Linked DNA regions of Homo sapiens: region 1 is linked to region 2. Evidence: read pairs that join two places in POLR2A ChIA-PET (ENCODE). Cell type or tissue: A673. All regions are shown on one strand. Links, peaks and the distances in the headings refer to the core of each region. The heading gives the core; the rest is flanking DNA. Region 1 overlaps CEP68 (centrosomal protein 68). Region 2 has its middle 14 kb from the start of SLC1A4.

Region 1 (2,917 bases), core at 170-2,669, 100 kb before region 2:
ATATAAGAAAATGAGTCACAGTTAAAATATGTGAACACAGACACGCTCGCTTATACTAGGTCTTAATCCAAGCAGGAGTCAAGATAGCACACACATACGCATGAGCCATGCACAATTCTGTGCGGGCAAGGGGCTAGCAGTACAGTCCCACTTTGTGACAGCTGTATGGGTGACACAAGAGGCCTATGCCTCACTGACCTGCACGAGTGACTCCCAGCTCAAATCTCAGCTCTACCTACAAAGCAAGCTGGTTGTTTCCGTCTAGCCTAGAAGCTGAGGTACAGAAGGCTGGCAGGAGGGATAAGACGGAGGGATGGAATTATTCTGTTTGCACCTGCTCTGACAAGCCAGGAAAGGCCACTAAGCTAGGTCTACCAGGGCAGCTTCCTCTCTCTGTAGTGGTACTGGTCCTGGGCCCTGCACAGCTGCGTGCATGCACGTGGAGTCTGCATACAGGACCCTTGGAGTCAGCCTTTCTCTCCTTCCTCAAGCTCACTCCACCCTAGTGGGAATGCTGTTTCCTGCAGTGTGGAGAGGAACTCATTGTGGAGTTCCTCAAAGTGAGGAACTCAAAGCAACCTCTCTCCACACTGCAGGAAACAGCATTCCCAGTAGGGTGGAGCAGCTGGCCCAGCCTGCCCAGGTCAAGCAAGGCTCCTCCCTACACTTTAGTTGGCCCCAAGTTGGAAAACAAAGCCCCTCCCTTCCTCTAGCTGGAGTACGGTCCCAGGAAGGCCCTCAGTCAGCTCAGCCCTGGCCCAAGCACATGTAAATTGTGTCCTCTGCTGCTGAAGATATGGTCAGGTTATAAGGTTGTAGGAATTCAAAGAATTGTTTTAGAAAACTCCTTCCAGACTAGCCTCAGGCTCAGACCATGGATATCCCTCTGCTTCTTCATGAAGAGATTAGAAAGGTGCAGCCAACCAGATATGCTAGAAGGCAGGAGTTCAGCCAAGGTTAACGTTAGACTTAGGGATGACAACTATATAATTTATCCTCCAATTCAGGACACTTCTGAGACTGAAAGGGGACCTATTATTATGCCAGAACAACAGGCACAAACTGGGACGCAGTCATCCTAAATCTAGGACCAAGTTAACAAAAATCCACATTAGTATTTTCAAAATAACAAAATCTTAATGAAAAAGAAACAAGAAAACTAAAACCAAACCCAAATACATACACACGCACACAAACTGACGTCAGAGTTTTTGTTTGTTTTTTGAGACGGTCTCGGTCTGTGGCCCAGGCTGGAGTGCAGTGGTGTGATTTTGGCTCACTGTAGCCTCTGCCTGCCGGGTTCCAGTGATCCTCCTGCTAGTGCATGCCACCACACTCAGCTAATTTTTTATGTTTTTTTTTTTTTTTTCTGTAGAGACGAGGTCTCACTATATTGCCCAGGCTGGTCTGGAACTCCCGGGCTCAAGCGATCCTCCAGCCTCAGCATCCCAAAGTGCTGGGATTAATAGTGTGAGCCAAGGTGCCTGGCCTAGATTTCTATTTAAATACCATCAAAATGCCCTATTGTAGATTCTGGAGTCAGTACAATTTCAGCTCAGATCTTTAAATAGTGGTGCAGTCCAATAGGACTTTATGTGGTGATGGAAGTGTTCTACATCTGCACTGTTCTACGTGGTAGCCACTAGACAAATGTGATGGTTGAACATGCAGAATGTGGCTAGTGCAAATAAAAAAATCTGAGTCTTTAATTTTACTTCAATAGCCATACATAACTAGAGGCGTCATAATAGTGCAAGTCTGTATTTATAATCCCTGAGACATTTGGAAAATTATATTGCAAATCACCCTAAAGTATTTTTGTTTTTAATTAAGAAAAAACTTTTTTTTGAGGGGGGGGGGTCTTGCTATGTTGCTCAGGCTGTACTCGAACTCCTGGGCTCAAGCAATCTTCCTGTCTCAGCTTCCAGAGTAGCTGGGATAAAAGACTTGTCCCACTGCACCTGCCAGCCCAAAACCTAAAGTATTTTTGATTTGAGATAAATATATTGTATCTTCAAGCTCCATTTGGCCTGGGAAATAATTCATGCATTTTACAAAGCGTTCCGCTTTAAGAATGTGAAGCTCTAATTAGATTTCAGGTATAATAGTCAACTGAGCTATAACATACCAGACATTGGTTATTTGAGATTTTACTTTGTAATCGAGTAATTTAGCCACACTCTTGTGAGGGAACAAGCCAGAGCCAGGACCGCATATTACCCGGTAAAGCTGCAGAGAAGACTTGAGACTTGTAAGATTGGACCTGGCTGCAGTCCCGTGGTCAGTAACATCTGCAACATTATACAGCCAGCAGATCAGCTCTTCCAGCTGACAGCAAAATGTCTGCAGAGACAAATAAAAGGACACATGGTGTTACTGATCGAACAGCTATTTATGTTATCAAAAGGCTAAAAATATCAGGAGGACTTGGAGACAGACTGTGCACCTTCAGTTTCCTCTCTCCTCCTTGCTCACCTGTCCCGACTCCACGACTCTGTACCTCCCTCTGCCAAAGCAATGAAAACCACAGCCTGGTGTGACATCAAAAATGACAGGCTGAGAAAACCCAGCCTTGCAGGTAGGAATGGAGCAGCCCAGAAGAGGCGTGCCTGCCATGGAAACCAATTCTTGGATCAGCACCATTACTAACTAGAATCAGCATCTTGGAGCCAGATACGTCCATGTTTCTCTGGAAAAGTGAACGTAAAATAAATGACTAAAATCATGACTAACCTGAAGCTATAGCGAAGAACAACTTTACCTCATGGCATCTCAATCTTTTATCAGTAAAGAGGGGTCCATGATAACGTGTCCTACCTACCTCACAAGACAAAATAACCACGTCACCTCCTGGGAAGGTGAAAGCCCCCCGCAAGCGCTAGGACACGTTCCTGGACAGGCACATTCCTGAACCTTC
Region 2 (2,917 bases), core at 122-2,621:
GTGACTGGCATAGCAGTATGGTTTAGTGTTTTCTTGAATGATGTAGCAGTATGGTGTAGAGGTTTGCTGAATGAATGGTACAGCAGTATGATATAGGGGTTTTCTGAGTGGCTTAGTGGTATGGCATAGTTTGTTGAATGGTGCAGCAGAATGGAGTAGTGGTTTGTTGAATGGTGCATCAGTCTGATGTACAGGTTTATTTGAATGGTATAGCAGTATGGCATGGCAGTTTTTCGAACGGCTCTGCAGTATGAAGTGGGAAGTCTGACGTGTGTATATTTCTTTTTTGTCACTTAGGAGCCTTGTGATCTTGGGAAAGTTACTTAATCTTTCTGTGCCTCACTTTATACTCTATAAAATGGGGGTAACAACATCATAGTGTTGCTGAGCATCAAATGAATGATGTGCACAAAATAATTAGCACGGTTCCCGATACATTATAAAATGCTTCATGAACGTTAACTGAAACAATAATTATGTAACAAAATTTGTTATTGTTGTGTGTGGTTTAGTTCAGTTACTTTGACTAGTTAATGTGTCAGAATAAAGAAAAAACACACTCCAAGTTCTACTTCCATCTAAGGAAAAAGAATTTGAATTCTTGTTCACTATATGTTTGAATAATGCAAGGAAGAATCCAAGCAAAACCTTGCTGTGTCATGGGAGAAGGTTAGGCATTTTCTGGTGAATTTTTCAGATCAAATTCTTGTTTTCTTTTTTCTTTCTCTTGTACTCTGGCACAGCTTTCCTGGATTCTTGCTGCTGTTGCTGAGTGCTGGGGAGTAAGTCACCATCTGCAAGAAGGCACGTGTAGATGAGATGGAGTTAAAAAATCTAAGTGGCACTATGAAAGGTCATCACTAGTTAACAGGAAAAGGAATGGGCATTCGTCCCTGCTTGGCAGCCAATCTTGGCCCTTGGCAAGCATCCATTGTGAGTTTGGCAAGTGGCAGAAGTGGGCATGTCATCCTGACTCTTCTTCACCCCACACCCTCCTCCCATGCCCAGGGCCAGTGTGAAGGTCACATGTCTTTCTTTTGAGTCATCCCCGTGTTTAGGCTGCCTGTGTCCAAGCTAACTAGGGAGACTGACTATCGGAACTGTAACAAGATCCCCACCTTGACATGAAAGGCAAAGGACTTCATTTTAGCAGGAATGAGGAATGGTTAAATCTGCATAGGAGGCAAGATCAGCATCAACAGTGATGCCATGTTGATAATATGTACCATGATAATGATGTGATGAGAATGGCACTTTACTTCTGCGGTTTTTCTCCTCAAAAGCCATCACCCTGTTATTCATGAGAAAAACAGCAGACAAATCCCAATAGAGGGACACCCTACAAAATACACGACTGGCACTCCTTAAAACTCTCAGGGCCATCAAAAGCAAGGGATGTCTGAGAAACTGTCACAGCCAAGAGGAGCCTAAGGAGACATGATGACGGATGTAGCACGGCTTCCTGGAGGGGATCCTAGAACAGAAAAGGACATTAGGCAAAAACTAAGGGAGTCTGAATAAAGTGTGAACTTTAGTTAATAATAATAATGTATTGGTTCATTAATTGTGACAAATGTACCATGCTAACATAAGATGTTAATAATAGGGAAAAGTGGGTGTGGGAATATGAAAGCTCTTTGTATTATTGCCATAATTTTTATGTAGGTCTAAGACGATTCTAAAATTAAAATGTTTATTTTTAAAACTTTGCATAAGACAGGTCTGCATTACACCTTAGCCTGTTAACCCAGGGTGTCTCCAGGAAGTAGACGGGGTGGGGGTGGGGAGCTGCCACTTCGAGCCCCTACTGTGTGCAGGGTTAGGGGCTGGAGAGATTGAGGAGAATGAAAGGCACACGCTTGCCCTCACAGCGTTTAGAGTCCAGCAGGGAAGGGCTTTTGATACTTCTATAATATTTGAATTTTTCTCCCACGGACATGACCTACTTTCAAAATCTGATTTTTTATGAAAAAAAAAAAGGTACAACATAAAGCTAAATACAAGTGAGAAAGAGCAGATTCTCCTTATAAATGTTAACGTGGATTGGGTGTGGTAGCTCACACCTGTAATCCCAGCACTTTAGGAGGCGGAGGTGCGAGGATTGCTTGACCCCAGGAGTTTGAGACCAGCCTGGGCAACTTAGGGAGACCTCATCTCTACAGAAATAAAAAATTAGCCAGGCATGGTGGCACACGTCTATAATCCCAGCTACTCAGTAGGCTGAGGAGGTGGGAAGATGGCTTGAGCCCAGGAGTCTGAGGCTGCAGTGAGCCACGATCAAGCCACTGCACTATAGCCTGGGTGACAGAGTGAGACCGTGTCAGAAGGAAAGGGAAGGAAAGGAAAAGTAAAGGGAATGGAGGGGAGGGGAGGGGTGGGGAGGGAAGCACAGGGCCCCCAAAAATTAAAAAAAAAAAAAAAATTAGCAGATTTCCTTGGACACACTGCTACCTATTCTTGGACTATGGTTTTTAAATTTCTTTTTAGGTCTAGACTAGAGTTCTGTCAGTTGAGAATGATGTTTCCCAAACTTACTTAAACTTGACCACAGAATACATTAAAAATAATACAATCTTGACAGAACAACAGCAGATATGCATATGCTCTAATGCAAACTTGTATTAAAGAAGGCCAGGAAAAGGGCCACCTAGATGAATTTCCTTAAGGAAAAAAGTTCAGTCAAAACATCTTTTATCTCACACGTTCTTATAAAACTTTTAAAATGAGTTTTTAAATCTATTTTGTGTCTTTTATATATTTCTTAAATATTTTCTATCTTTTAGAAATCACTTATCTCCATGTTGGAAACAGCATCATTGTGGCTAAGAGGTGTATGAAGCACAGCTTTGGATCTACGCTTTCAGTGCAGTGTGTTGGGAAAAGTCCACTTTGCCCAGATACACTGCAGCCAAGGGAC

What was found. Peaks named below come from ENCODE experiments on the same cell type or tissue, not always from the same donor. Only the 100,000 strongest peaks of a DNase experiment are listed, where the experiment ranks them.
Region 1: POLR2A ChIA-PET joins it to region 2 with 6 read pairs; 5 of 35 experiments call an interaction of 5 or more read pairs at or near these places.

Annotation. Positions count from the first base shown.
Region 1 is chr2:65,073,708-65,076,624 of GRCh38, reverse strand. CEP68 (centrosomal protein 68) reads right to left here. Exons shown (of 7, transcript NM_015147.3): 4 at 2,221-2,343. Among named protein-coding and RNA genes, the nearest start is that of CEP68, 19 kb to the right of the region's middle. In A673, for the core only: no CTCF peak of the experiment used is centred there; no DNase peak of the experiment used is centred there; H3K27ac peaks cover 810 bases.
Region 2 is chr2:64,973,555-64,976,471 of GRCh38, reverse strand. No RefSeq gene overlaps it. Among named protein-coding and RNA genes, the nearest start is that of SLC1A4, 14 kb to the left of the region's middle. In A673, for the core only: no CTCF peak of the experiment used is centred there; no DNase peak of the experiment used is centred there.